Regions from separate parts of the Homo sapiens genome. Here region 2 is linked to region 1. A link is a loop called in an ENCODE intact Hi-C map of the cell type or tissue named here. Cell type or tissue: dorsolateral prefrontal cortex. All regions are shown on one strand. Each heading gives the region's core, and the rest is flanking DNA. Links, peaks and the distances in the headings are about the cores only. Region 1 has its middle 260 kb from the start of MIR125B1. Region 2 has its middle 310 kb from the start of MIR125B1.

Region 1 (16,192 bases), core at 4,610-7,109:
GACATCATATGATAAAAGGGTGAATTCACTAAGAAGACATAACAATGTTAAATGTGTATGCACCATAAAACAAAGCTGCAAAATGTATGAAACAAAAACTACCAGAGAAAAATGGAGAGAGAGAAAAATCCACAAATATAGTTGAAGACTTCAGAACCCCTCTCTCAGTAATTGATAGAACCATGAGACAAAATTTTAGCATGAATCTAGAACAACTGAACAATACCTTCAACTAATGGGATCAAACTGACTATTTATAAATTGCACCCAAAGACAACAGAATACACATTCTTTTCAAATGTTCATGGGACGTTCATAAAACAAACATTAACAAATTTAAAAGAATTACAATCATGCAAATTATATTATCTTACTATCATGGAATCAAAGTAGAAATTAATAAAAGAAAGGTAGCAGAAAAATCCAAACACTTGGAAAGGGAACAAGGTATTTCTAAATGATCCATGGCTCAAACAGAAAAATCTCAAAGCAAATTTAAAATTTAAAAATACATATAACTGAAATGAAATAAAAATATAACACATTAAAATATGGGGGATGCAGCTAAAACAGTTCTGAAAAGGAAATCTATAGCACTAACTGCTTATATTGTAAAAGAAAAAGCAGGTTAATAATCTAAAATTTCACCTAAAGAAACTAGAAAAACTCAAAATAGGCAAAAGGAATGATATAATAAAAATAAGTCCAGAAGTCAATAAAATTTAAAACAAAACAGTAAAGAAACTATAACAAGACAGAAAATTCATCAAATATAAAGCAGATACTTTAAAAAAAATAGTAAATTCAAAAAACTTTCAGCAAATCCAACAAAGTTAAAAAGAGAAGATACGTTAACAATACTGGAACTAAAAGGGGATATCACTACAGACCCAACAGACATTAAAAAAAAAAAATATCAAAGTACTACAAATTACTCTGCATATGTAAATTTGACAATTGAAATGAAATTGACTGATTCATTCAAAATGGCACACTACCAAAACTCACTCAAGATAAAATAGATAAGGCATGTAATTCTATAGTATTAGAGAAATTGAATTTATTATTTTTTTATAAAAGAAGTAACAAAAACTGCAGGCCCATATCCTTCTTGAACAAAGATGCAAAAAAATCCCCATCAAAATATTAGCAACTCAAATGCAGAAATACGTAAAAATAATAGAACACCATGACCAAATTGGGTTTATTGCAGGAATAAAAGACTAGTTTAATATTTGATACTATGATGTTGGGAGTCTCTTTATGGGAGAAGGAGGAAGAAATCTTGAAGACCCTTTTCCCCATTCTGGCTCAATACTCAGTACTTTTCTACTAGTAGTTTCCCACCCTCACTCTCTCCCCAAACTAAGGGTCCATAAAAAAAAAAACAGAACCTTTTGTTTAGGGCTCCCTTAACAATGAGACGGAAGTCAAAGAAGAACTAAATTAGTGAAGAGACAGATTGGAAGACTCAACATAGTAAAGATATCTATTTTCCTTCAATTGATCTATAGGGTTAAAGCAATTTCTATCAAAATCATAGAAAGATTACTTGCAGGTATTGACAGGCTGATGCTAACAAACATTTACATAAAAAGGCAAAGAAACTACAATAGCCAAAACAATTTTAAATAGAAGAGTGAAGGTAGAGGAATAACATGACCTGATTTTGACTTATACAGATGCAATAATCAAGAGTGTTGTATTGGTAAAGGCACAATATAGAGGCATTTCTCACACATTGCTGATATAGTCACCAGAGAAGTTTGGCAGTTTCTTATAAAGTTAAACATATGCTGATCATATGATTCAGAGCACAATGGAGCACAATATAAGGTCCCACGGCAGAGCTGCACAAATATTGCCAACTACTTTTTGGCAAGATGCAAAAGGATTTCAATGGAGAAAGGATTGTTTATTCAACAAATGCTGTTGGAACAATGATAGGCAAAACAATGAACCTCAATCTAAACTTTACATCTTGTACAAAAATTAACCCAAAATGAATTATGTACATAAATGTAAAGCATAAAATTATTGAAACTTTTAGAAGAAAACATTGGAGAAAATCTTCATGGCTAAAGGTTAGGCAGGGGGTTCTTCAACATGACACCAAAGAATGATCCATAAAGAAAAAAGTTAATACATTGAGCTTTATCAAAATTACAAATATGTGTTCTATGAAAGATCCTAAGAAAGTATTTGCAATATTTGCAATGTATATATGTTTTATATATATATATATATATATATATATAAATAACAAAAGTATTCAGAATACATAAAGAACCCTCTAAACTCAACAGTAAAAAAGCAAACAATCTAACTCAAAAATGAGTGGCAAACTTGAACAGACACTACCAAATAGGATACATGGATATGTGGATGACAAACATAAACATGAAAAGATGTTCATTATTAGCCATTAGGAAAATGCAGATTAAAGCTCCAAATACGATATCATTACACATCTATTAGAATGGCTAAAGTTAAAATATTGAAATTAATACTGATGATAAAAATATTTGTAATAACCACATGCTGGTGGAGTGACTGCATTTCTCCCACATTGCTGATATAGTCACCAAAAAAGTTTGGCAGTTTCTTATTAATTAAACATATACTGATCATATGATCCAGCAGTTATACTTCTGCATATATTGCCTAGAAAAATGTAAAGTTGTGTCAACACAAAAACCTGTACACAGATGTTTATAGCAGCTTTACTATAATAGGCAACAACTGGAAACAACACAAATTCACTTCAACAAGTGAATGGATCCGGTACATCTAGCCAGGCACGGTGGCTCACACCTGCAATCCCAGCACTTTGGGAGGCCGAGGCAGGTGGATCACGAGGTCAGGAGTTCAAGACCAGCCTGGCCAAGATGGTGAAACCCCATCTCTCTTAATAATACAAAAAATGGCCAGGTGTGGTGGTGGGTGCCTGTAATCCCAGCTCTTCAGGAGGCTGAGGCAGAGAATTGCTTGAACCTGGGAGGTGGAGGTTGCAGTGAGCCGAGATCGCACCACTGCACTACAGCCTGGGTGACTGACAGAGCAAGACTCCATCTCAAAAAAAGAAAAAAAAAAAAAAAGAATTCTGGTACATCCAGGTCAAGGAATACTATTCAGCAAAAAGGAACAAACTGCTCATACATGTAGCAACTTGAATTTTTTTAAAGTTAATATCAAAGAGTTATCTATTATACAATCCCATTTATATAACATGCTCAAAATGACAAAATTGTAGTGAGAAAGAACAGATCAATAATTGTCAGGGGCTGACAGAAGGGAGGGACTAGTAAGGTATAACATGAAATTTTTTTTTTTGGTGATAGAATATTTCTGTATCCTAATTCTGATGACTCTTCACCAAATCTAACATATGATACAATTTCATAGAACTATACACCATAAAAAGAAGTGCATATAAAAACTGGTGAGATCCAAATAAGATTTGTACTTAAGTAATAGTGTTGTACCAATGTCAGTTTCCTGGTTTTCAAAAGGTACTATGGCTATGTACAATTTTGTCATTAGGGCAAGCTGGTTAAAGGAAACACAGGAACTTTCTGTACTTATTTTTGCAACTGATCATGATATTAAGCTATTTCAAAATCAAAAGTAATAAAAATGAACTTTCAAATATTACTGACTTTTATTTTCTACCATGTACTTACTCTCCCATTTTCTTTGTCAAAAAAGATTTGCACTTTTTTTTTTTTTTTTTTGCTGTTCTTTGAGTGGAGCTTCAGAAGTAGTGATAAACATGTTTGACAAGCAGTCCCTCTATTATAGTTTCTTTTTAATTTATTAAGTAGCTGCTCGAAAGAGTTCATGGACTAGTCTTCATGATATTTGTCTTTTGATATGACATCTATACTTTTATTTCTGTTAAGGATCAATAATTATAACCACTGATTACCCAATCTGGAAAAACAATAAGTTAAGTTAAAAACACTTTCTTTACTTTGTGTTCTTTCATAAATTTACTTTTCAAAATAAAAAAACACATGCAGAAATATATACACATAAAAGTATAATTGATAACTTTTCACAGAATGGACATACTCATACGACCATTGTTCAAATCAAGAAATTAAACATTATTAGTACCTAGAATCCACCTTCTTTGTGCCTTCTCTGAATCACTCAAAAGTTACTCTAACTGTAGAGATGGGAAAAATCTAGCTCAGAGAGGTGAAGGAATTTGCCCAAATACACAGTTAAGAAATGGCAGAGCTACAATTCAAATTCAAGTTTCCTAAACACTAGAGCGTTTTTCACTTCCACTTTTGCTAAGATTTCACTTAGCAATCTTTCCCCTCATATTGGCTGTATTTTCATACTTCATAAGTCTTATCTCCAAAGTTAGTGACCATTTTTTATTTTTATTCATGACATTTTTTAGGCATCAGCAAATAGAATCAGGTAAGTGGCTATTTGGTCTCCTTATCATGCATAGAAACTTTCTAAATTAAAATTGCATTAATTCATTACTTCATTTATTAATTAACAAACTCCATGAGAGGGATTAAAAAAAAACATAGCCCCATCCACCAGAAAAGTAATTGCAAAAATTATTGACTTTAATATAGTGTTGATGATAAAAGTATTAAATAAAAATATGGAATAACCTGATCTAATTCATCCTCTACATGGCCAAAAAAGTCATCTCTCCAAAACACTAATCTAATCATGCATCCTCCCCCAAGGGTCTACACTCTTCCCAACACATATCGCCTAAAGATAAAGTCCACATTCCTTTGTTTAGCATCTGACTTTTTTTTTTTTTTTTTTTGAGACGGAGTCTCGCTCTGTGGCCCAGGCTGGAGTGCAGTGACACAATCTCAGCTCACTGCAACCTCCACCTCCCTGGTTCAAGCAATTCCCCTGCCTCAGCCTCCTGAGTAGCTGGGATTACAGGTGCACACCACCACATCCGGCTAATTTTTTTGTGTTTTTAGTAGAGACAGGGTTTCACCATGTTGGCCAGACTGGTCTCGAACTCCTGACATCAGGCAATCCACCCACCTCAGCTTCCCACAGTGCTGTGATTACAGGAGTGAGCCACCATGCCCGGCCTTGGCATCTGACTTCTAACGAATCCTGCATCTCATTATTCTACTGCTTTCCACCCCCAGCACCACTGAGAGCAGATATGTCTGAATTTGAATGCCGTATCTATCTCTTCCTAAACGTCTGGCCTTGAGCAAATTATGTAACCATTCTCAGTTTCAGTGTCCTTACTTATAAACTAGAGATAAACTTTATTCACAGGGCCTGTAAGGTAAAAGGAGATAAAGAATATAATGCATTTTTGCCCAGTGCTTGGCACATAGTGAGCATTTTGTGAATGGTAATTATGTTAGCTATCAAATTATGCTGGGCTGCTTATAATTCCCTAACAAATGTTATCTAACTGTTTCTTCTGTTTCAGATGTTCTCAGCCTCTCCCTCTTGCCCTTTTTTGTTTCAATAATTTCTGTACCTTCTTCAAAACCCAACACAGACATCATCTTCTTGGGGAAGATTTCCTTGTACTCTCTCTTCTTCCTTCCCCACCTGTTTCCCAGTTATTCGGTCCTTCTTCTGTATTACCTACTTACCATCTATACATATCTCTGGTGTGGTATAATCATGTTGTGTCACAGTCTGCTTACATTTCTTTTCCCCTACGAGCTCCTTCAGGGCAGGGACTATGCTCGATATCTAATATATAGAACGCCCTCAAGAAGTATTTGTTCAATGTAATTGAATTCAAACTGAGTATGGTGAAAATATAGAGAAATAAGTATTTAAATCTACTCAAGGAGACAAAGAAAAATCTTCAAGAAGTGGGTAACATCTTAGCTCATCTTCAGGTATAAGTAGGATTTAGCTGGTCAGTAGAGAAAGGGAGGAGAATACAGGCTCAGAACACTGTGAACAAATGCAAACCAGCATAAAACCCATTGTGTCCAGTATGATAGGCTGTAGAGGGACAAGTGGAGATGAGGCTAGAAAAATCGGTTGAATTTCTGAACTCCATGCTGAGGCATTTCTCCTTCATTCTGCAAACCATAAAGAACCATGCATCTACAATTTTAGTAAATCACTCTTGGGAGTGGAGGGAGGGGAGAGGGCTGGAAAAACAAAAACAAAATGAAGATAGGTAGACCAGTTAAGAGGCTATTGCCTCAGTCAAGCAACAAGACAATAAGGGGCTGAAGTAGTGTGATAGCTGTAGGAATTAAAAGAATGGGACAGATAGGCAGATACTGAGTAGCTAACAGACATGAACTGGTGAATAGGCCCCCGAATAAGAGATGGGGAAGTAAATAAGAAACAACTATGCCAACTGTTGCGGTTCTAGTTTGAGATGAGCTTTTTAACTAAATAAGAACTACAATAGAATCACACATATTAATGTTTCAGCTGTCAGTGATCACTGCTCTGGATCCTTTCCTGACATTCTGAGATACAACACTCCCCTTTTTGTCCCACAATGACATCTTGTCCAAATAGTAACTGCTCCTACAGATAGCAAGTACAGTTAAGCTGTGTGTTAGATATTATAAAGCTGCACTATTACTCAACTTCTGCAATAACCATATAAGTTTGATATTATCTTTCCATTTGAGAGATAAGAAAACTCAGATTCACAAGACTAATTCACCAGAGGTGGCCTAGCTGGTAAACAACACAGCTGGGATTCAAACTCAGGACTATATTCTCTTCTTCCTTAGGAATATAAGTCCCAATAGGGACTGCATTTCCCAGCTTCCCTTGCAGTTGAGTGTGACCATGTGACAAATTTCTGGCCAGTAAGGTGTTAGCATACAACTGACCACTGTTCTTTGCAGGAGGCGTTGTCTTTTCTTCTCCCCCTTCCTCCTTCCTGCTGGCCAAATGAGCATGTGATAGCTGGAGCAAAGTAAAGATATCTTGGATCATGAGGTAGAAGCTAGGAGCCATGGAAGGATGTAGGAGAAGCCCAGATTTCTGTTGACTTCTAAAGCTATAATGTCAGCCTTCAACTACCTACCTACAGACTTATTTTTGTGAAAGAAAAATAAATGTGTCTTGGTTAAGCCATGGTTTTCAAAGGTTTTTAGTGGGTTAATCACAGCTGAACCTGCATTTTAACACATTCAGACTTAGAAACTTGCACTATTTTATTCATACGTTCTCTCAAACAAAATAATATTTCATTACAGCAAAGGCCACAGAATATTTCATTCTGTGCAGAATATTTCATAGAGTGTAGAACATATCTACACTATAAGAAACTTGAGGATAATTCAAATTTACAATTATTCTCAACTTCTTGCACAGTGCCTGTTGCAGAGCAGCACCTCGACCAATACTGTCAATTAATTAACTCATAAATGAAGGAATCAATATTTTAAATAATCTGAGATCAATAATTACCCCTAGGCTAGCTCTTGCCTATTACCCATCATTCCCTTTAGCACATTGGCACCAACTCTGAAGAAGTGCAAATTGACCTAATATTGACCATAGAAAAGCAGTAAAGATAAATTCAGCTTCCACAACAAAAAACGCATTTGAATTCCCCACTCTTGGATTTCCAGGCATCCTTCCATTAGCCCCAGCTCTAAGAGGGTTCTACCCAACATTTACTGCAGGTGTCCTGTCTTGTTGTAGTCCTAACATGAATCCAAGATGCTCCACAGAGCACGGAAAGGCTCCTGTCCGATCCCAGTGTCTGGGCTGGAAACAGAAGAGGCTTCTGCTACTTTGTCACACTGAAGAGTAAGTCATCCCAACTCATTATGTGTGCATGTAAGGGAAGAAAGAAGAACTGAATAACCAATTCCCAAATTATGAAAGGGCAAGACTACCTAAAAAAAATAAACCTTGGCCGGGCGCGGTGGCTCACACCTATAATCCCAGCACTTTGGGAGGTCAAGGTGGGTGAATTACCTGAAGTCTTGAGTTCAAGACCAGCCTGGCCAACACGGTGAAACCCTGTCTCTACTAAAAATACAAAAATTAGCTGGGCGTAGTAGCAGGTGTAATCTCAGCTACTCAGGAGGCTGAGGCAGGAGAATCGCTCGAACTCAGGAGGCAGAGGTTGCAGTGGAGCTGAGATGCTGCCATTGCACTCCAGCCTGGAGGACAAGAGCCAGACTCTGTCTCAAAATAAATAAATAAATAAATAAATAAATAAATAAATAAATAAATAAAAATAAAAAATAAACCGTGAATTTTGGAGCCCCCAGTGAGGTGATTCAGTGGAGATGTTTCATATTTAAGGAAAAGAGATGAGTTTAGCAAGATGTGGAGCCCAGAGCTGGAGCTCATGATGTTCCTACTGAAGATTCTACTGTGCATGAGCCCTTAAAAATACAAGATAATAGAATTTTTTTTTTAAAGGCAGATGTGGATATACTTCCAAATATATATCCACATCTGGAAAGAAAATGTACAGGGCTCTAGATGGAAGGAATTAAGCGGGTATTTGTATTTGTATTATGGCGATTGGCTTTACCTTCTCATTTTGCATAATCTCTTTTTCAATGGTGAGGAGTGTAATTTCCCTTCACTTCATAGAATGGTACTTGGAGAGGACAGAGAGGAAGTCTCTGCATTTTGTGAAAGAGAAAATTACCGGCACCCCTTTTGTTCTCTTAGGCAGGATTTGGATGGATTACGCATACTTAAAATGGAAGGCGGCTTTTAACCTTAAAAAAAAAAGAGAAAAGAAAAAGAGAAAGAAAACTCCTTGCATTAACACAGTGCATTGACATGTTACTAAATCTAAGGAATTTTGAAGGATAAATTCCCAGACTTTATCCAAAACATGAAACAAATTCTTCAAACACAAGCTGCCAAGCTCATCTACTTGTTCAGATCCCTGCAACTTTGGTCTCACCAAACTGCTTGCTTAGCTTTTTGATTGGTTGCTTAACCCTTCCAGGCCGATTGAAGTAGTGGGCAGGGCGAGCTGGAGGGGGCTGTTCAACCAGCTCAGAGCATTGCCTCCTCTCGGAAGATCAGACTTCTGGAATCGATTTTGGTCCAGAATTGCATTACTCAAAGAATGCGGAGTATGCACAGGCCTTGATGGCTTGTGAACCACACTTCCTGAAGCTGGCCACAAGCCAGAGCTGAGGCCATCAGCATCTTAAAAATGAATTGTTTATGAGACAAAGAACAATCCACTCAATTTCTGAAATCACTGAAGTGGAAAGCTTGTCTGTAAGTAACCTAAAACTTGGTTGACATTTAGGCTCCTTTGTATTTCAAGTATATGGGAGGGATCAAATGTCACCCCAAAATGTCTTTTACTCTCCACATGCAGGCATTGTAAGGCATTGAGTAGCCTAGGATTATATCTTGCTGAAACTAAACTGCTCTGGTCAGAAGACTATTTTTCTATCAAAAATATTGCCAACTCACATCTCAAAAAGCAGAAGAGATAGGACAAAATGTGGTAAGGAAAGATAAAGAAGAGGGATAATTCTGTCTCTCCAATAATTTAAAGACCAGTGGGCAAGATGAGACAAATATCCGTGAAGAATGCCTAAAAATGAAAATAAAGCAACTGTTTGAAGGGGAATCCTGCACAGTTTTTTAGGACAGGGTGGTTTATGGAGTCATGGCTAGAAACAAGGGGAACGTTCCAGCTGTTGAGAAAAGATTGGGATGAAGGCTTAGAGGCAGGAGTTAGTAAAGTTAGCTGTGGGTGTGCGTGGTTGGAGTGAAGAAATCCTAGCCTGAAAAGAAGACAAGGTAAGCACAGAGTAGTGATGAAATGAAAGGAGAGCCATGTGGGGCCCAGCTTTGCTTTATGCTCCAAGTAGGTTATAATTATCTTATGATTATATTATTACTCTCTACTTAGGCAAGGAGTAATTTTCACCTGATATCTTTCAGACTATCTTTTCCATTTCTTCTCTTGTTTGGAACATTTTCTTCAAAGTTACCTCCTCTAAAAATGTGCTATTGGCTCATAAAAGCCACTTCTGGCTCTCGAATTCCACAATACCATGTAAGTTACCATACTAAGTAGCTATCCTTTATGCAAAGAGAGAAGTATGTCTTTTCAATCAGGTGATGTATATAGAATCATAGGTCAGACATCTGTCCGAATAATTGGGTAATTGATTATCTGGCACTCTGCAGGCAAGTCTGAAGCATTTTATTCCTCTGCTACTGAATCACAGCATCTTAAATAGTAATGATAATGACATTGCCATTTTCACGTTTTCTACTGAATTCCCTTCTCTGCTCACAAAGAAGCCTAAGAAAACTCTACCTGAAAGGAAAATATCTTATTTTCCTTACTGTCAGAATCACACACCTAGTTAGCCAATTTTTTTGTGATATCAATAATAAAAAGTAACACATTCTCAAAGGGTATTCATTGAAATTCTAGTGAGGCCAATGTCTCCAAGTGAAACCCTAGCATTGATTCTAGTGAACTGAATCACACCAACTTCATAGGAACCTAGAGCCAACCTGACTGAAAGAATTACCCCAAATTGAATGAATCTTGTGCAACTTTGGCTGTGTTTTAAAAATTTTTGCTTCCTAAAGTAACCCAAGGAGGTAAAGGACTGCTTTGAAAGCAAATATGGCAAATGCAGGCAAAAATTGACCCTCTTTTTAAACAGACTATGGTCAATAAAATTAAGTGAGCTGCAGTATAAATTTGTCAAGGATGTAGATAGTGTCTATCATAGCGTTTTGGTGATCAAATGAGTTAAAGAATGAATGGCTTGTTTTTTTAAAAAGTTCATATTCATTAGTTTGAGATGGACCAATCAATATGAAATGGTTGGAGAAGATAGTAAATAAAATGGGTTAACTCTTTCAGTCTATCTTAAGGTAGCACTAGCAAGAACATTGAAGAAAACAATTAGTTCGCTTGTCCAGAAATAAAGGTTGTTGCAATTGTTATCATCAGGGACTACCATAGACTGATTCAACTAATTTTCCCATGAGCAGTACATTCCAGAGCTTTTGAAAAGCCCCAACATTTCACAGCATGTCTCACCAGCAGGGAAGGCCCCTTAAAGATAATTTAATCCAGTCCATGTGTTTAGGAGGAAGAAACAAAGCCCCACAGAGGTACTATAACTTGTCCAATGTCACACAGATATTTACCAGTCCAGCTAATGCCCCTTCTATGGCACCATGGGTCCACCCTATAAACTCATGGGAAGCAAGAACAGCTAGGCCAAAAGGAACTGCTGAACCCAGGTTGCTGGAGCCAGAAGGGCTATTTAGGAAAGACTAAGCTGGTTGCAAGTTATTTGGGAGAATTGAACAGATACAGAGGAATGTTAAGCTAGGGCACAAAAGCCACAAGATCCCTATCCAGATGAAGTAAAATGCAGAACAAGGGGAACATGAAGCTTTGTTGGTAAAAGCATGGAGAAGGAACATTGCAAAAATCCAGTGAGCTTGACTGCTGCAAGGATCTCCAAATGCAACAGTGTCAGAAGAATTTGAGTTTCTTCTGCGGTTGGCTGGGAGAAGGATACAGTGGCTCATGAGATCTTCATAGCAAACACTGCTGAGTGAGACACCATCATTTCCAGTGACACAGAGCAAAAATAAAACTGAGGACCACAAAGAAATGACAGGGTACTCAAATCCAGGCAGAACAAAAGTGCAGAGAATTTTCAGTTGTTTTAAGAGAAAAACATCTTCACCGTAATGTCAAGAATAGATATTACAAAGAAGAGAAAAGGGACCGTCTTAAGATTTCTCTTGACACAACGTTAAAGAAATCTATATTACTCTTAACATGGTAGCAGGCAGTGTTACTATGGCAGACAAAGGCAAGGCGGCAAAGGGTACTTCGTAGAAGAGGATTAAACAATTCTCATAGCATGGAAAAAGGGGCCTTAAGTGGAATGTGAGAGAAAGGTTTTATATCTTAGGCCAGAGTCTGGAAAATAGAATGTTTGAATACCTCCATGGGGAGGAAGGACAGACTTGCACAGCATTCCAAAGGGTGGGATCAGCAAAAAGCCCAGACAAGAAGGGCTGCCCATTGATCATTTCACCCAAACTCCATATGAAAATATTAAAATTCAGATTCTGCCTATAGACAGAACAGCAGGACATAACCTAAAAGAGAGAAATGAGGCTTCTTCCAAGGTGGAGTGGACTCAATCAGGCAGATGGGCCCTCGTGTTTCAACCACACAGTGATGGAATTGGCAAGGGTCAAAAAATCACAGTTGTCCTGGAGCCAGGGCTGACTGGTTTGGCTGAAATGGCTTAGTAGCAGTTTGGTTGCCATGCTTGCAGAGGCAGCTTTGGTTAATTATCTGGGTGTTTGGGCTACATGAGATCAAATATTTTGAGAATTAGAAAAATCCAAATAACTGACACCATTTTTTCTTTGAGTTTGTCTCCAAGTGTTTTGGCATCACCATCCTTGAGTCAAGGAAGAAAATATGAAGAATGTAAAAGTACAGTAAAAAGGCAGATTTATGTTCCTGGGTTTTTACTGATAATTGTACATATTTATGAGGTACGTGTGATATTTTGATACATGCACAGACTGTGTAATGATCATATCAGGGTTATTAGGATATTCATCACCCCAAACATTTATAATTTATTTCTTTTAAGAATATTCCAAATCTTCCAGCTATTTTGAAATATACAATAAGTGATTGATAATTATAGTCATGCTACTGTGCTATCAAACACAAAACTTATTCTTTCTAACTGTATTTTTATATGCATTAACCAGCCTCTCATCAACCTTCCTTTCCTCCAACCCTTCCTACCCTTTAATAACCAGCATTCTACTCTCTACCTTCATGTGATCAACTTTTGTAACTTCCATATATGATAGAGAACACGTTATTAATCTTTCTGTGCCTGCCTTATTTCACTTAATGTAATGTCCTCCAGGCTCATCCGTGTTGCTGCAAATGACAAGATTTCATCCTTTTTATGGCTGAGTAATATTTCTTTGTGTATAAATACCACATTTTCTTTATCCACTCATCCTTTGATGGACATTTAGGTTGATTCCATATCATGGTTATTGCGAATAGTGCTGCAAAAAACATGGGCATGCAGATATCTCTTCGATACACTAATTTCCTTTCTTTTGAATATATACCCATCAGTAGGATTGCTGGATCATATGGTGGTTCTATTTTTTGTTTTCTGAGGAAACTCCATACTATTTTTCATAATGGCTGTACTAATTTCCATTTTACCAACGGTGTATTAGAGCATCCCTTTCTCTGCATCCTCACCAGCATGTTATTTTTTGGTTTTGATAAAAGTCATTTTAACTGGGCTGAGATGATACTGCATTGTGGTTTCAGTTTGCACTTACCTGATGATTAGAGATGTTGATCTTTTTTTTTCATACACCTGTCAGTCATTTGTGTCTTTTTTGAGAAATGTCTATTCAAATCATTTGCCCATTTTTAAATCAGATTATTTGGATTTTTGCTATTGAGTCTTTGAGATTCTTAGATAATTTTAGTTATTAATCCCTTGTCAGATGGGCAGTTTGCAAATATTTCCTCTCATTCTGTAAGCTGTCTCTTTATTGTGTTGATCGTTTCTTTCACTGTGCAGAAACCTTTTAGCTTGATGTAATCCCATTTGTCTATTTTTGCTTTTCTTGCCTATGCTTTTGAGGTCTTACCCAAAAAACTTTGCCCAGACCAGTGTCCTGAAGTATTTCCCCAATATTTTCTTCTAGTAGTTTTATAGTTTTGGGTCTCAAATTTAAATTTTTAATTCATTTTCATTTGATTTTTCAAAATAATGAGAGATAAAAGCCTGGTTTTATTCCTCTGCATTTGAGTATCCAGTTTTTCCAGCAACAACTATTGAAGAGACTGTCCCTTCCTCCAAAGTATGTTCTTGGTGCCTTGGTGTCAAAAATGATTTGGCTATAAATGCATGGATTTATTTCTGGGTTCTCTATTCTGTTCTATTGGTCTAATATGTCTGTTTTTAAGCTAGTACCATACTGTTTTGGTCACTGCAGTTTTGTGGTATATTTTGAAGTTAGTGTGATGTCTCCAATTGTGTTCTTTTTGCTCAAGATTACTTTCACTATTCAAGATTTTTTGTGGTCCCTTACAAAATTTAGGATTTTTTTCTATTTCTGTGAAGAATCTCATTGAAATTTTAATAGAGATTACATTGAATCTGTAGATCACTTTGGGTAGTATAGACATTTTAACAATATTAATTATTCCAGTCTATGAACATGGGATATCTTTCTTTTTTGTTTATCCTTTTCTATTTCTTTTGTCAGTGTTTGATACTTTTCGTTTTAGAAATCTTTCACTTCTTTGGTTAAATTTATTTCTAGGTATTTTTGTGGCTACTACAAATAGGATTTCTTTCTAGATTTCTTCTTCAGATAGTTTGCTATTATTGTACAGAGGTGCTAGTGATTTCTGTATGTTCGTTTTGTATTCTGAAATTTTACTGAATTCGTTTATCAGATCTAAGAGTTTGTGAAGCCTTTAGGTTTTCCCAAATATAAGACCATGTCATCTGCAAACAAGGACTTCTTCCTTTTCATTTTGAATGTCCATTATTTCTTCCTGTTGCCCAATTGCTTCAGCTAAGACTTCAAGTACTATGTTGAATAAGTGTGCTGAGAGTAGAACCCTTGTTTTGTTCCATATCTTAGAGAAAAAGCTTTCAATTTCTCCCCATTTAGTATGATGTTACCTATGGGTTTGTCATATATGGCCTTTAGTGTTTTTATGTCATATATGGACTTCTATATTCAGTTTGTTGAGTTTTTATCAGTAAAAGCTATTGAATTTTATCAAATATTTTTTCTGTGTCTATTAAGTTTATTATATGGTTTTTGTCCTTTATTCTGTTAATGTGGTATATCACATTTATTGATTTGTATATATTGAATCATTCTTGCATTCCTGGATAAATCTCATTTGAGTATGCTGTATTATCTTTCTCATGTATTGGTGGATTCGATTTACTCGGATTTTGTTGAAAATTTTTGAATATATGTTCATCAAAAATATTGGTCTGTAGTTTTCCTTTTTGTTGCATTTTTCACTGATTTTGGTATTAGGGCAAGGCTTGCCTCATAGAATGAATTAGAAAAGATTCCTTCTGGTTTAATATTTTGGAACAGTTTGAAAAGAATTGGTGTTAGTCCTTCTTTAAAAGTTTGGTAGAGTTCAGCAGTAAAGTAATCTGGTCCTGGGCTTTTCTTTGGGAGGCTTTTTATTACTGTTTCAACCTTTTTATTCATTATTGATTTGTTCAGGTTTTCTATTTCTTCCTGTTCAATCTAGGTAGATAATATGTGTACAGGATATTGGCCATTTCCTCTAGGTTTTTGCATTTGTTAGTATATAGTTGTTCATAATAGTATCTAATGATCCTTTGCATTTATGTGATATCAGTTGTCTCTTTGTCTCTGATTTTATTTGGGTCTCCTTTCTTTTGTTTCCTTTTAGTCTAGTTAACAGTCTGTGGGTTTTATTTATCTTTTTTAAAAACCAAAATTTGTTTTGTTGATTTTTTTTTAGTTTCTATTTTGTTTAGTTTTCCTCTCACCTTTACTATTTATTTCTCTTTACTAATTTTGGATTTGCTTATTCTTGCTTTTCTACTTCCTTGAGGTGCCTTATTAGGTCATGTATTTAAAATCTTTCTACTTTTTTTGATGTAGGCATTTATCTCTATAATCTTTCCTCTTAGTGCCACTTTTGTTGTATCCCATAGGTTTTGGTACATTGTGTTTAAATTTTTGTTTCAAGAAAGTTTTTTATTTCCTTTAATTTCTTCATTGACCCAATGTTCATTTAGGAGCATATTATTTAATTTTCATGTATTCCAAAATGTCTAAAGTTCCTCTTGTTAATGATTTCTGATTTATTCCATTGCAATCTGAGTAGATGCTTCATATAATGTCAGTTTTTAAATATTTTTTGAGACTAGTTTTTGGGCCTCACATGTGGGCTATCTTGGAGAATGTTGCATGTGATGATGAGAAGAATGTGTGTTCTGCAGCTGGTGGATGAAATGTTCTAAGATTTGTCTGTTAAGTCTATTTGGTCTATAGTGCAGTTTAGGTCTGATGTTTCTTTGTTAATTTTCTGTCTAAATGATCTGTCCAATGCTAAAAGTGGAGTTGAAGTCCTCAGTTATTGTTGTAAAAGTCTCTCTCTTTTGTTCTAATAATATTTGCTTTATAT
Region 2 (16,192 bases), core at 5,671-8,170, 50 kb after region 1:
GCATAAACAAATGGGGGGGAGCGGGTGAGGGGCGTGTTGTTGTTTTAAATGCTATACACTTCCAACTTGTCCATTTTTGAAAGGTGAGTTCTTAAGTTCATGTCTATGTTAGGCTGTTCGTTCTGAGCACAGTAATTTTAACAGACAATGGTGGATAATTTTTAAATATGCATTTGTATTAGTTCTTTCTACTTCTTTTTCCCATTTACTTATCCTCCAGGAACTCAAACTATGGTTTATTTATGGTGCATTCACCTTTCCTTTCTCTGTTTTTTCTTCCCTTTTCTTCTTCCTACCTTCCTTTCTTTCTTCTTTCCTTCTTCTTCCTTCCTCTTCCTTCCTGCCTCATTCTCACTCATTTGTTTCCCGAACACTGGCTTTTGATTCATGACGCAACCTCCCTTTTGCCAGATCACATAAATCAGGCAGCTTCTTTTCTTTTTTTTTGTAAAACACCTTCTTCCAAACTGTGTTTTCCTTCTGATTTAACTTTTCAAGAGTAGTCGGTCTCAGGGTGACTGAGAAACCTAGGTATGAGGGAAGTGAATGACAAAAGATGGTTTGGCAAAGTCACAGCTCCCCCACCCCGCCCCAACAATGAATCTCGCCAAAGCCCTTTTCAAATCTGGAATTATTTTCATGCAGCTGAAGAAGGTCGAGTTGTTGAGTTGCTCCTTCCGGCTTCTTTAGTTCTCTCCCCTCTCCCGGCCTCCCCAGCCCACCTGTCTTCCTCACTGAGTAGAGAAACAGAGCTCAGCAAATTAAAAGGAGGAAGCAGATAATGTAGGAAGAGCTGAAAACTCAAGGGAAAACAATAAAACATTTTGAAGTTTTGGGGTCAGATACAGAATCCAGAATAAGGTGCTTAGTATTTTTCCTACATTGCAAACCCTTTGTCTTTCTAAGCTACTCTGGCTGGCCTGCTCTCAGGCTGTGAATTCTGTTATCCCTGGTAGAGCCCCAGCCTCAGCGGATTCCACCTACATTCCTTCACAGCCCTGTTTGGGAGGGGGGGTCACGGGGGACTCAGGGGAGGGGGAGGAAGGGCAGACCCTGGGGATTGTCGGACATACAACACTGCTCTGCACCACAGCTAGGATTTTAGCCTATTTGTTTTGAAGTTCGCCCAAAGTCGCAGAGTTGAAATGCCTGAATTCAATACCACTTCCCCTCACCACACACTCAGCCAAATGTCCTTGGCTTTTCAATAGACCTAACCTCTTGGCACTATTGAGTCTTGATGTTTTGCATTCTCGTTTCTTAGATTTTTAACCCTCAACTTTCCCTTCTCTGGGTTAAGCTTCATAAATCACTCAAATGTCTTACTGCCTGGGAAGAAATGCTTCCTTCCTTCCCTGCTTCCATCCTTCCTTCTATCTTTTCATGCTTTCATCCCTCCTTCCTCCTTTCCTGTCTCCCATCATTTTTGCTTGCTTTCTTTATCTTACTTTTTCAGAAGGGGAAATGGAAAGCAGTGGAGGAGGCCTTGGAACCCTCCCTGGAATGTGGCATCACAGGGATGGAGCCAATGTGGAGTGGTGGGAAATGGAGAAGTGTAAACATGATGCTTAGCCAGTCTGCCTAGAGAACAGAATTCTCTTTTTCATCTCCCCAGTTCCTTTTTGGTATATTTGTTGAAGTAGCTGCAGAAAGCTAAAATCTAATCCTTGTCCTTAGGATTGTCCCAGCCTTTGGCATTGAACAGTCAAGCGTTGCCCTTGAGTAGCAAAAAGGGCTTATTGTCCATTTGTCCCTTTGTGCTCTTATAAGTGCTTTTCTAGAGACCTTCTTCTTCTCCTGGCCATGTCTACCATGGCCAAGTTCCTTAGTTTACTTCCAGCTAGGATTGGTGTTAATTTTTAGAATTTAGGTGTTTTTCATAGGTTTGTCTTCACTTTTTAACCATTTGGGTCTTTAACCCTAGAAATCCCATAAGACTTGCCAAAGTTCACAATCCTAGTGATAGGCACAGCAGCAGAAAGCACCCATGCATCCTACTTGTGCTCACATACAGGCTGCATCTCACTCAAGATAGTGGAGAAATTATTCTAAGTTAACCAGCAAGTGTAATTGTTATGGTTTTAATGTCCCATCCAAAACTCATGTTGAAATGTAGTTGCCACTGTGACAGTATTAGAAGGTGGGACCTCTAAGAGGTGATTAAGTCATGAGGGCTTCACCCTTATAAATAGCTTAATGCCATTATCTCAAGAGTTCACCCCCTTTTTTCTCTCTGTCTCACATGCTCACTTCCACCTTCTGCCTTCTGCCATACTATGATGCAGCATGAAGGCCCTCGCAAGATGCTAGTGCCATGCTCTTGGACTTCCCAGCCTCTAGAACCACACAACAAATACATTTTTGTTCATTATAAATTACTCAGTTTGTGGTATTCTGTTCTAGCAGCAGAAAATGAACTCAGACAGTTCTTTTACACGTAAAAATATTTTTCATAAAACTGACCAGTTGTAAAATCATAGAATTGATCCATTAGTTTTGTTGGGTTGTTTTTATTTGTTTGTTTATTTTTTTCATCATAAAGCTAAAGATGAGTCAGAAATGCCAAGTTACTATTTCTGGATCTCTACAGTTCTGCAGCAAGAAGCTATTTTGCAAAGTTCTTTTGCAACTAGCTTGTTACGCTATCCTTCATGAATATTCTCCATAGTGATTATGGTTACCCTTATTGAGTACTTGCTATGTATCAAGCAATGTGCTAAGGGCTTTACACACCAAGAGACAATCAAGGTATGTTGTATTATGATTCGTTCCAAATGTACCACTGTTAGAGGCCCAGAAACCACTTCCAGCCTAGACAGAGTAGTGGTGGTTCTGTGAGAAGCTAACTTTGAACTTTGTGGTGTTCCACTTTAAATCGCAGTGCCACAATTGGGGACTATGAACTCACAGCTACGAAAACATAAATACAAACATTCATTATCTTCTCTCTGCTAAAATGTTGATACTTTGTCAACATGAGAGGCTCAAATCATCCACCTCTCAACTCTAGGTGAGAAAGAAAATACGTGAATGGTGTGGAATATTTGCAGGAAACATCAGGTCAAACAAACCTTGAGAATTTACTTTGTTCCAAGACCCAGTATACTGGTTCCATATTCGATAATTTCTTATACTTAGAGACCCAGATTTCCCTGGCATTAAATCTATCTGTATTCTTGATGTTGCTTTCCTTTTACATCCCCCACTTCATTAGTCAGAAATAATATGGCCAAAGAAAACGCAGGATTAAGCCATTCCTTAGTGCTTCAGAGTTCAGTGGCACTCTTACTATTGTGGTCTCTATGTTCCACCAGTTTATTGAAATTGTTAGGGTATTCCTGAATGACATTATCAGATCTCTGCCTTTTGCTCAGTTTCTAGCTCCAAATCAGAGGAAGCCCCATCTAGTTCTCTACATCAGTTGATAAGACTTGCTACAACCCACACCATCTAATTAATTTGGTCTTACCCCTAGATGTAGAGTGTGTTCATCCCAATCTGAGTAACTCCCAAAACCAAGATCTATTTAGAGTCTACTCACTGCCAGAATTGAGTGATGAGAACCAGAAAGGGCAGAAAAAAGAGGAAAGTCCTCTCTGGAAACAGTTATACCAAGAAACACTTTTCCAAGCAAACAGTCGATACAGATAGGGCCTGTTATTGAAGCAGGAGCCAGAGGACACAGAGGAAAGTAGAGATAAGGTGGTCTTAACACGCAGGAAGCTTCAACACTAAGAGGGAGGTATGGGCAGAATCAGGATGCACATACAAAGACACAGAACACAAAGAAAACATACTTTTAAATAAGTAAATTGCAAACTATATGCATAAGTTGTCTCTCTTCTGTCTACCCAGAGATGAAATCAGACCATGAGCTAAAGTATGAAGCCAGGGAATTGACAGACCAAGCAGCTGACTTCACCACCTTGGCATAACTTTTTGGACTCTTGAGTTTGAACAATCTATATTAATTTTTAACTGGGAAGAAAATAAGTGAAATATTATGCCCAAAGAACTAAGACGATAATTTCACTGGTCTCCTCTAGAGTATTCTTCGAATAAGGCCACAGTGTCACAATGCTACATTTTCTAACCTCACCTACCCATCCTCCAGGGCCTTTTCTCCATATTCATGTGGAATAGGTGCGATCCTTCCTTCCAACTCCTTCTTCTGGGACTCCGTGCTTGGGAAAGTTGACATTTGGTATGCAAAGTGATTCAGACCTACCTGATGAGTTGGTTCTTTTTCAATTCCAATTGGGAACATTGGGCCTACCCCCATCCTTCTTTGCAGGCCTGCTTCCCTCCTCACCTAACCAATGGCACAGAGGGAGACATTTAAAGCAGGTCTCAAAATGGAATCTCAAGGAAAAGATGCAGTGACCTCAAAGAAAAGGCCATGCAAATGAGGACAGAGATTGAAACAGGAAATATGATGCAAACCTACCAAAAAGAGGCTGAAAAGAAAAGCTAGAAGGGCTGGGCAAAGAAAAGCCCGAGAGTTTGAGAAAGCGAGGTTGAAGAAGGCAGAATAACAGTTTCTACTCTAACAATGGTGGGTGAGTTTACTTCCACTAAAGCACAAATGTTACAAGAAAGGGGTCCCAATCCAGATCACCACAGAGGGTTCTTGGACCTCGTGCAAGAAAGAATTCAGGGCGAGTCCATAGAGTAAAGTGAAAGCAAGTTTATTAAGAAAGTAAAGGAACAAAAGAATGGCTACTCCATAGACAGAGCAGCCCCGAGGGCTGCTGGTTGCCTATTTTTATAGTTATTTCTTGATTATATGCTAAACAAGGGGTGGATTATTCATGCCTCCCCTTTTTAGACCATATAGGGTAACTTCCTGATGTTGCCATGGCATTTGTAAACTGTCGTGGAGCTGGTGGGAGTGCAGCAGTGAGGACAACCAGAGGTCACTTTCGTTGCTATCTTGGTTTTGGGAGGGTATAGCTGGCTTCTTTATTGCAACCTGTTTTATCAGCAAGGTCTTTATGACCTGTATCTTGTGCTGACCTCTGTCTCATCCTGTGACTTAGAACACCTTAACCATCTGGGAATGCAGCCCAGTAGGTCTCAGCCTCATTTTACCCAGCCCCATTCAAGATGGAGTTGCTCTGGTTCACACGGCTCTGAATAAAGACTTTTTAAAAAGACCACAACTGGAACATGAGAGTACTGACTGAGAGCTCAGGCTTTTGAGGCAGACAGGACTGGCTTTTATTCCTAGCACAGCTACTCATCGGCTAGGTGACCTCAAGCAGGTTGTTGAGCCATAAGCTCCTATCTGCAAAATGGAGATTATCATACCTGCACCATAGGAATGTTTTGAAATTAAAATTAGCACTTGTATAGCACCTACTATGTGCCAGGCACTGCTAATTAATTAACTTGCCCAAGATCACACAGCTAGAAGTGGCATGGTGGTGATGTGAACTCAGCAGTGATCCTGCTTCTGTCTGTGCTCTTATCTACCATGTCTCTCAATATAATGCTCGTAAGTCATTCGGCCCCAGTGCTTGGCATGTGATAATAGTGCTATAAATGTCAGCTGTCATCTTATTATGATTTTTCTTACACGGGGCATAAGAAAAATCTTCTTGTCAATAGAGAGTAGGAGAGGAAAAAGAGGGTCTGGAATGCCGTACCTGGACTTTGCATGCCAGAATAGTTTTTCTAGGACAGTTGAGAAAGGACTCACCAAAGAGATATGTTGCTTTTCCCAGGAGATGTGTCTGGCTCACACAGTGTTTATTGGCTTAGCATTATGGTCTTTTTTTGTTTTTCAAGACTGACCCTGGGTTCTAAATCTCAATGTAGAATTATAGATTATCCTCACCCTCTCATTTAATAAACAATTGAAGATCCAGGCTATAGTATTTAATTACAGAAGATACGTGAATTGGCAACAGGGCCAACACTTGAACCAAAGTCTGTCGATGCCCAGATAATGCTCTCTCCTAAACCTATATGCAATACATATGCCGAATTTTCTAGATTTCAAGATTTCTTCCCCATTGTCTGCAAATATGCAGTCCTATTTGGCCAAATAAGAGATTTAATTACTGATTTGGAAAATGTAGTTACGAAGGTGATTCATCGCGTGGAAAGACAGCTACAGAGCATCTCTTTTTGCCTTTAGTGGTCTTGGGAAGGGGGATGGGAGGTGGCTTAACTCAAAATGTCCCTAATTACCTTCCACAATCCTCTTGGTCTTCGATGGTCCTGAGGTTTGGAGGCCTGTTTGCTAATGTTGACACCCAAAAGCTCACATTGAATTAGATTGTTAAAATGCTCCAGAGGGGACCTGAAACACCGAATCAGGGACCTCCTCCTATTCCCCCAAAAATATCCTTTGCCTTTAAGGGCTTTTTTTTTTTTTTTTTTTTTTTAAAGCAAGCGAGTTTTCTCTGATCCTCCTCAATAAAGTGCCCCAGCAGCAACAGCAGCAGCGCTCCCCTTCCTTATTTGAGATCTGTGCAGTCTCATTAAATCTGATGTGTCACAGAGGGCTCGGATATGTGAAAGGCAGGCTGTGGGAGCAGGCCTGGAGGTTGCCAGCTTTGCTAAGGAGACGTAATTCATTACAGCTTTTCAAAATGGACGCCCCTCTGGCTTCCTGCTCCATTGATTTTTCCCCCTTTGCAAGTAACAAGTGAAGGGCCAGCTCAGCCTGCAGATTTAACCCTTATTAACAGCTGTTTAAATTAGAGATGCGGTTTGATGGAGAGACAGGAGCCTTCTTATATCCCCACTCAAAGGAAACGGAGAAGAGACGATTAAAGATGAAAGCGCGCAGGCGTCTGGTGCTAGGCTGGCGATGCGGCACCTACCCCCGTCTGAGGAGGGGCTAGCCCTGCTATTAAGTAGTTTATCCAAATAATGTGCTCCTACTTTTCCCCGATTAAATATTCATGGCCTGCTCGTTCCTCCCTCCCCACCCCCGCCCTTGAACAGTCATGGAGGAAGGAGTGTCTGCTGCGCAGTGTAGGCGAGGACTGCTCGGACTACCCCGAGCTCCGAGGCTAAGGGCTGCCTCTTCGGAGAGCTCGAGGGGCAACTCGGACGACCCGCCTCGCCGGGGGCTGCCCTGGGACCTCGGAGTGAAGATGTGGATTGCTTTGGTGCTCTTGAATGGAAGACCCTGAACCAGGCCAACCTGTTCTGGGAACGGAGCCTGCAGAAGACAAGAGGAGCCACGCAAATGCCAGCTTCGCCTCTTTCTGTGGGACCAGTGTGTTTAGGAGCCCCAAATGCATCAGAAAGCAAAATAGCAAAGGCAAGGGTAGCGCCAGGATAAAGGGAGGGAGGATGCAGACAGTCCAGAAAGAGGCTGCACATCCCAGTCTTTGTTCGCCTGCTACTTGGCACCTCCTTATACTCAAGAGTCCTTAGGCCTGTAACCCTAGAGGCGCTTAGGGGTGGTGTTTCTCTAAATTCCTCTCTTAAGAGAAGAACTCGGCCATCACATTGGTATTGAAGATATGACAAACCTAGCTCCCCATTGCAAAAATGCACCACTGCAAAAGACGATTGTGGTGAAGGAATGGGGTCACATGCGTCCCCTTCAAACAGTAAAGCCCACTTTGTTCAGATTTTTTTTGCTCCCCCTACCTCTTCTACCAAGCTCCGTCTTCCATCAAAACATAACGAAAATAATCCCTGGAATCAGAATTGTATCCTTTGAAAAATGCACACACAAACACTGCTATAAGAAGAAGTATCAAGCCAACTCCCTCTTGCTCATCCGATATAAATTTATTTTCCTGACTTGCAGCGTCTAACTCAAGGAATCTCAAAGAGAAACATTCTATGACAGAAACAAAACAAGGCAGGCCTAAGTAAATCATGCGCTGACAGCAGCCACATTTACATATTGAGTGAAAGAGGGTGCCAGCTCACTAGGTCCTTATTTCTTCTTCAACTGAATTGCCATAGAAGGTTTCTGCTAGAGTCTCAATTTTATTGTAGCAATTCATAGTGCGCAAACCTTAGTGCACCTTCGATAAGTTCTTTACTGCACAAGGAGTCATTCTTCCCCCGAGCCCCCACCCAAAGTCCCAAAATAGGAGAGAAATACATAGCAAGTATGGCTGTGTTCCTCCCTACATCTTCAGTTCATTTGGTGAGTTTTACCCAAGTTTTTCTGGGAGAGTCAAAGTTTACACAGAGTCTGTTATAAATAGGGTTTTCTTCAAACTGTTTTGAAACAAAGTTTTAAAGCATTCATGCTGTCAGAGAAAGTTATTGCCAGCATGCACTCACCAAGAAGTGGCAAACATTGGAAATGAAGGCCTTCCCCTTTTTTTGCTAATTGACACCATCAGGGAAATGCACAAAGATGAAGCATGGGGAAAATAAACTATGAATTTCCAACGTACATCCCGTCCAAGGACACATTAAGGGAGGTGCATAGGATGAGAGCTGCCAAAAATTTCTAGGTTCAGAACAAGTGTCCAAGCACAATGTAGACTTGGCAAAAGTCCTTTCCTCTTAATTTCAAACTTGTGCATACATACGTATGGGGAAATGTAATCTCTGTTTTTCTGAGAAGCTTTCCCTTTCTAGAACATCCAAGTTCTGCTTTATAAGCACGTACAGCATGAAAATGGAGCTAATTATATGGAGGAAACTTCCTGTCAAATAAGAAAATTACTCCCACAGCAGTTAGAAGTCTTGTGTAATGAGGTGGGCACTTCGGGGGAGGATACAGCTCAACTACACCCTGTGCTCCACACAGTGTGATATTATTTCCGTGACCCCTAAAAAATGTGTAAAATTGTAAAGGTAAAAGTGGAGACTGCAGAAGAAAAGAAAAAAAAGTAAGTTATATTATTGAGCACTTAATATGTCCCCAGGAATGCGCTAGGATCTTTGCAATATTCCTATACGATCAGTTATCTTTCATTCTTTCCTTTTTTTTTTTTCATTTAAAAATGAAGACATTGAAAACCAGATGGGGTAACCTCTCCAAGATCTACAGAGGGATGAGGATCACAGTCTAGCCAATTTTAAGGCCACTTTCTTTCTGCTATACAATATTGTCTCCAATTGTAAGGGTCCTTAAAAACTACAGAGCCAAACACCACCAAAGTCACAAAAAGAGTGGAAACAAGGTCTTGATTCTTTGCTCAGTCATCTTTCCATTTTAGCAGTGACCAATGCTATGTCTGCTTCAAAATGTTTCTTCTACTCACTGGACCTCTAAGATGAGCCTAGAATTCTCCTGTTTCAGTTCTTAACCCAGTGTCATATGCAATCAGACACAGGCCACACTATGCAACAATGTTGATAGTAAAAGGCATCAGTTGTATGGATCAAAGATTTCAACAAATGTTTACTTGTGCCCACTATACTACAAAGCTTGTAGGGTAAAAAAGTAAAATCCATACAGGCATAGCCTTAGCCTGGCTACACCTATAGCCCCTTTGCCCACCTTCCACTCAATCACATTATGCTTATTAGAAGCTAAGCAGACCTTGTCAAAGCAAAAACAGACATAGGTGAACACCCATGCAACAGGACAGACGGGTGGTTCAAATTCCCACAATGAAGGTAGAATGCCTCGTCAGCAATCTCCTCCCCTGATGACTAACACAGGTCTGCAACCTTACTATGGCCCCAAACGCAATCTTCCTTCAGCTCCAGTATCCATACTTCCAGCCTAAGCACAGACCTCACCCACCTTGGCTTTTCCCCCCTACTTTCCCATCAGTCATCCCAATTGCATCCAAATCAGTTTTCCTTCCACCCCTCCTATTTCATCCCATCTTTTCAACTAGCCCCTTCTTTAGTGTCCTGTGGAATCCTGCTCTGCTTAAAGAATAAACTCCCACATAGACTCAAGTTCTTACACAAGCATTCTTTCCACCCCACTGTCTTAACAGACACATGGCTTTTCCTTAACTATAAAATGGATCTCAAATGCCTTTCCTAAAGAATCTGTTTTTTCTTCCCCAGTCTTCCCTGTGGGGCATTGTTCAGCAGCCATTGTACAAGAGCCCTCCTCCTTTGCAACACTCTTCCCTCACTTCGTCATGTCATCTTCTGAACTTTGATGCCTTGAGCACCTGTTCACATTAGATTCCATCAGCACACTAACCATATATTGATGGTTGATGACCTTGGCCTCACAGGATCTCAACCTCCTCAACATCAAGGACTTTCACCTCCTCTCTGTTTCTCATCACAAAATCAGTGGCTCTCAAAGCACGGTCCTTGGACCAATAGCATCAGCATCATCTGGAAACTTGTCAAATATGTGGATTCTCAGGAGTCACCCTAGACTTGTTGAATCAGAATCCCTAGGGGTGAGACATGATGTTAAAACCTGTTAAAGCAATTTCTGCTTTAACAGGCTTTCCAGGTGATTCTGATGCATTAAAGTCTGAGAACCACAATGCTAAGTATGGCCACATTATGGATCATGCCATCAACTGGAGCTTTTCTTCTCTAAGATATTATTTATTTATTTATTTATTTATTTATTTATTTATTTATTTATTATTATTATTTTAGATGAAGTCTCGCCCTGTCACCCAGGCTGGAGGCAATGGCACAATCTCGGCTCACTGAAACCTCCGTCTCCCGGGTTCAAGCAATTTCCTGCCTCAGCTTCCCAAGTAGCTGGGATTACAGGTGTGCACCATCATGCCTGGCTAATTTTTGTATTTTCAGTAGAGACGGGGTTTCGCCATGTTGGCCAGGCTGGTCTTGAACTCCTGACCTCAAGTGATCCGCTAGCCATGGCTTCCCAAATTGCTGGGATTAAAGGCATGAGCCACCACACCTGGCCTCTAAGATATTTCGGCTTCACTTCCTTACCATTACATTTTCTATTCCCTCAAAATTGCTAATGTAATATTTGCCTGGTGTGGATGTCTAGAGCCTCTTCTGGCCTCACTTTCAATCAGTCTGGACCCTAGTCTGCCATTATCATGATGCCTCTAAGCCTGCAATTGCCATTTGTTTTCTGGGACTTGGGGAAAAAACTATGAAATTGTGCTGATCAAGTCCAAGCTACTTATCATATCTGGACCCTTGATGCTAGTTTAAAACCATACTATTTGTTTCTTTTGGACTTGCTAATTCGTTCTTTACAATATTTCTAACATTTACCCACTTTCTTTAAGTTTGACATTTCTACCTAGTCTTCCACGCACTTAGCCAAGTTCCCTCAATTTCTATCACTGCTCTTCCAACCATCTCTATGGCTCTTCCTCTTGCCTCTGAAGTAGAGTTGAATCTCCTCCTTTCTTATGCTCTGAAACTCCTCCCTCATGACTCTACCAGAACCCTGCTCCTCAGGAATGCCAGTGGAATGTGGGGTCTCTAGGAAGAGAAGTTCAAGACCATGTCTTACCAGGGGGTGGAAAGGCTGTGAGTGATTAATAGTGTCATATGCCAGAAATAGATCAAGATAAAGAGACTGAGGAAAGGTTGTTGTGGCCGTTAGCAGATAACTGGTTTAATTAGAAAGGTTATGACAGAAGACACATTATAGGAGATTAAGAGAATATAGTGAAGATATAAGGGTGTGTATGGCCCCCTATTGAAATAAATCTAGCCATGCAGCAAAAGCTGAAAGTAGAAATGTAGCTAAAAAAAAAACTGGGGATTCAATGGGTGGTCTTCTATCCACCATTGGTGAGATCTGTATTTGTTCTGTGCATCCAGTCAAGAGGAACAGAATAAAGGCACTACAAGATGGGATTATTGAAGATGAAAGGTCCTAAAAAGCAAAGAAAAACAGAATACAGAGCACAACTAGAGGGGCATATTTAATAGGAATCTTAGTTGCAAGTGACAGAATACCTCATCTACAAACTTAGGCCAAAATGGGAATACATTGGCTTACATAACCAGTTAAAGTAGGAATGTAGCTGGCAATGGCTGTACCCAGAGACTCGATGCCTCCAGAATCATGGGCTCATTTTTGCTGCTCTCTAGGTACCTTCTGTATGCTCTTCTGTCATATAAAGACTAGCATAGGCTAGACTCATTCTAAATATTGCCTCTGATACATATCTTTTCAACTTTTCCATCAGAAAAGAAAGGGTTTCTCCCCAACTCCAGTTAAATGCTATAAGGACTCTGATTGGCCCAGTCTGTTTTGTGTTCTGCCCTATGGTTGGGGTAAAAGGGAGAAGGTGAAGCATTGTGATTGGTAGTTTCCATTAGAAACATATGGATGGATGGAGGAGCACTTCCTCAGTCCCACACAGAAGGAATGGTACTTTCACCAACAAACTATGGAGGAATGATGTACAGGGTATACAGAAACAACCCATGTCAACTAGAAGTGATTAGCCCTGGACAGGAACAGAGTCATCTTTTTGGAGACCCAAATTGGTACCAATTTGTGTGTGTGTGTGTGTGTGTGTATATATATATATGTGTATATATATATATATATATATATATATACACACACACACACACACACACACACATACACACACATATGTGTGTGTATATACACATATACATAGACTTCATTAGGCTCTCAGACCTCAGGGCTGTTGGAGAAGGCTTCAGCAGGGGAACTGATGGTGAAGGCTAGTGTTCTCCATCCTCAACTTTCCTTGCTTGGATCACACATTTGTACATATGGAAGGGCAAAAAATGAACACTGTTTTTCATTGCAGCCATCTTCTGTGACACAGATGCACAGTCTGCTATGAAGACCTTCTCTCAAGTGGCAGCTGGGGGTCCATGCCAGATCATGGTGCTTCATGACAAACTAACTAGCTACCAGGGCTAGTGGCACTTAGTGAGGACCCTCCTCCCCCACTGTGTGCTGATGACATATACACACCTGACAATAGCTTCAGTCTTCTCTGTTCCTTTTACTCTGTAGCCACCATACGCATGATTTAAAACACTTCTTAAATATCATGGTTCACCCTTGTCCGAATGCAGAGTCAAAGCTGTTTGTACTTTATTATTATTTCCAAGGTGAATAGATGGCTTGCTTTTTGCAAAAATAATTAAAGCTTTTGTGTTTTGAGTTAAAATATATATGTGTGTGTGTGTAAGATAGTTATGTATTTGTGCATAAGATTGTTGTGTATGTGCATGTATAGATATACATGTGTATATGTCTATATGTATGTAGAGGTAGACACACACATAATACGTATGTATAGAGGTATGTCACAGGCCAGGTACTCTGGAAGCAAAAGCTGAGACAGTCTTGTGTGCAAGATGTGTACTGGGGATCAGCATCTTTGAAAGGAAGAGCAGGAAAGCCATATTTGGGAAAAGGAGAAGTAAAACTGCAGTGCAGGTCTGCCAAAGCCTCCATCAACCCCATGGAGAGCTCTAGAGTAAATGTCACTAGCCAGAATTGCCTAGGAAGAAACAGCTGGACCAAAGTGACCAGGCCTTGATTTGCCAGCCTCACTCAGTCGCTGGACATGGACTGCCCAGGAAAGGCATAATATCTGGGAAGAAACCTCTCCACAGTTGAGGCAGACCTTGAAGATGCTGGCAGCTAGAGGCTGTTATTTGCATTTCCCATAACTGGGCAGCAAGCCCGTCCTTAAAGAGGAATCTAGACGGTGTAGCTCCACGTCTACTCTTTAAGAGTAGAAGAAAACTTATGTCAAATGTCATAACAAAGGCCATAGAGTAGAGCGTGGTCCTTTCACTATGTTAGTGCCCTTGTGGGAGCAGCAAAGCTGAACAAGGCATCAGCACTAAGGGTAGTCTTCAGTGAGTCCACAGAAAAGAAATTCTCAATTCTAAAATGGAGAGGTAGCATAACTTTCAAGTGGCAACAAACTCTCTGACACACTTCTTATCAAGAGGTGGAGTCTATTGCTCCTTCCCTTGAATTTGGGCTGCCTTATGATTGTTTTGCTCTCTAGAGTATGTGAGGGGAGACACTACACTCTCTCCAGACCTACTGAACCTTCAAGAGAATGTGGTCCCCGGGAGCCCTGGGCTGTCAAGTAAGTCCAACTACCATGCTGGAGAGATCACACAGAGAAGCTCTGAGACTACTTGGAAGTAGAGAACTCATCCAGCCATCCTTATCAAGGTGCCAGCAAAGGGTTGAGGACTAGCTACCAGCTAAAACCACCAAGTGACCCAGCTGATGTCAATCAGCCAATCCTTGCCTGAATACCTGACAAAATTGTGTGATATGACAAAATGGAGTTGTTTGAAGGCTCTAATTTTTAGAGGTTTGATAGGTTTTTGTATACAGCAATAGATAACTGGAAGAATGACCAAAAGCAGAGCCAAGGACATGGAAAGTTCTGAAGTAGTCAACAGAAGACTCAAGAGTCACCATACAAGGACAGCCCAGGGAGGATCAGGGACGGGCAGGAACTCATAAGTAAGCAAGTTGATGGAAGGATTAGAAAGCACATGTGACCGCAGTGCCGCAAAGCCGCTGTAGACAGACTGCCTCTCTAGATTCCTCCTCTCTGGGTAGGGCATCTCTGAAAGAAAGGCAGCAGCCCCAGTCAGGGGCTTATAGATAAAACTCCCATCTCCCTGGGACATAGCATCTAGGGCAAGGGGCAGCTGTGGACACAGCTTCAACAGACTTAAACATTCCTGCCTGCTGGCTCTGAAGAGAGCAGTGGATCTCCCAGCACAGTGCTCGAGCTCTGCTAAGGGTTAGACTGCCTCCTCAAGTGGGTCCCTTATCCCCTTGCCTCCTGATGGGGAGATACCTCCCAGTAGGGGTCAACAGACACCTCATACAGGAGAGCTCCAGCTGGCATCTGGCAGGTGCCCCTCTGGGACGAAGCTTCCAGAGGAAGGAGCAGGCAGCAATCTTTGCTGTTCTTCAGCCTCCACTGGTGATACATGGGCAAACAGGGTCTGGAGTGGACCCCCAGCAAACTCCAGCAGACCTGCAGAAGAGGGCCCTGACTGTTAGAAGGAAACTAACAAACAGAAAGCAATAGCATCAACATCAACAAAAAGGACAACCACTCAAAAACTCCATCCGAAGGTCGCCAATAGCAAAGACCAAAGGTAGATAAATCCACGAAGATGAGGAAAAACTGGCACAAAAAGGCTGAAAATTCCAAAAACCAGAATGCCTCTTCTCACAACTCCTCACCAGCAAGGGAATGATACTGGACAGAGAATGAGTTTGATGAATTGACAGAAGTAGGCTTCAGAAGGTGGATAATAACAAACTCCTCCAAGCTATAAGGAGCATGTTCTAACCCAATGCAAGGAAGCTATGAACCTTGATAAAAGGTTAGAGGAATTGCTAACTAGAATAACCAGTTTAGAACATAAATGACCTGATGGAGCTGAAAAATACAGCATGAGAACTACATGAAACATATACAAGTTTCAATAGCCAAATCGATCAAGGGGAAAAAAGGAGATCAGAGATTGAAGATCAACTTAATGAAATAAAGCATGAAGACAAAATTAGAGAAAAAAGAATGAAAAGAAATGAACAAAGCCTCCAAGAAATATGGGACTATGTGAAAAGACCAAACCTATATTTGATTGATGTAACTGAAAGTGACGGGGAGAATAAAACCAAGTTGGAAAACACACTTCAGGATATTATCCAGGAGAACTTCCTGAACCTAGCAAGACAGGCCAACATTCAAATTCAGGAAATACAGAGAACACCACAAAGATACTCCTTGAGAAGAGCAACCCCAAGACACATAATTATTAGATTTACCAAGGTTGAAATGAAGGAAAAAGTGTTAAGGGCAGCCAGAGAGAAAGGTTGGGTTACCCACAAAGGGAAGCCCATCAGACTAACAGTAGATCTCTCTGCAGAAACCCTACAAGCCAGAAGAGAGTGGAGGCCAATATTCAACATTCTTAAAGAAAAGAATTTTCAATCCAGAATTTCATATCCAGCCAAACTAACCTTTGTAAGGGAAGGAGAAATAAAATCCTTTACGGACAAGCAAATGCTGAGGGATTTTGTCACCACTAGGTCTGCCTTATAAGAGCTCCTGAAAGAAGCACTAAATATGAAAAGGAAAAACCGGTACCAACCACTGCAAAAACAAACCAAAATGTAAAGACCATCAACATTATGAAGAAACTGCATTAACTAATGGGCAAAATAACCACCTAGCATCATAATGACAGGATCAAATTCACACATAACAATATTAACCTTAAATGTAAATGAGTTAAATGTGCCAATTAAAAAACGCAGACTGGCAAATGGGATAGAGTCAAGACCCAT

The links. Peaks named below come from ENCODE experiments on the same cell type or tissue, not always from the same donor. Only the 100,000 strongest peaks of a DNase experiment are listed, where the experiment ranks them.
Region 2: it touches region 1 in a loop (2.2-fold over the local background); 2 of 110 quality-filtered maps call a loop at or near these places.

What each region holds. Positions count from the first base shown.
Region 1 is chr11:121,834,811-121,851,002 of GRCh38, reverse strand. No RefSeq gene overlaps it. Among named protein-coding and RNA genes, the nearest start is that of MIR125B1, 260 kb to the left of the region's middle. In dorsolateral prefrontal cortex, for the core only: no CTCF peak of the experiment used is centred there; no DNase peak of the experiment used is centred there; H3K27ac peaks cover 445 bases.
Region 2 is chr11:121,785,756-121,801,947 of GRCh38, reverse strand. No RefSeq gene overlaps it. Among named protein-coding and RNA genes, the nearest start is that of MIR125B1, 310 kb to the left of the region's middle. In dorsolateral prefrontal cortex, for the core only: no CTCF peak of the experiment used is centred there; DNase peaks (open chromatin) are centred at 6,537 and 7,137; H3K4me3 peaks cover 1,064 bases; H3K27ac peaks cover 2,500 bases.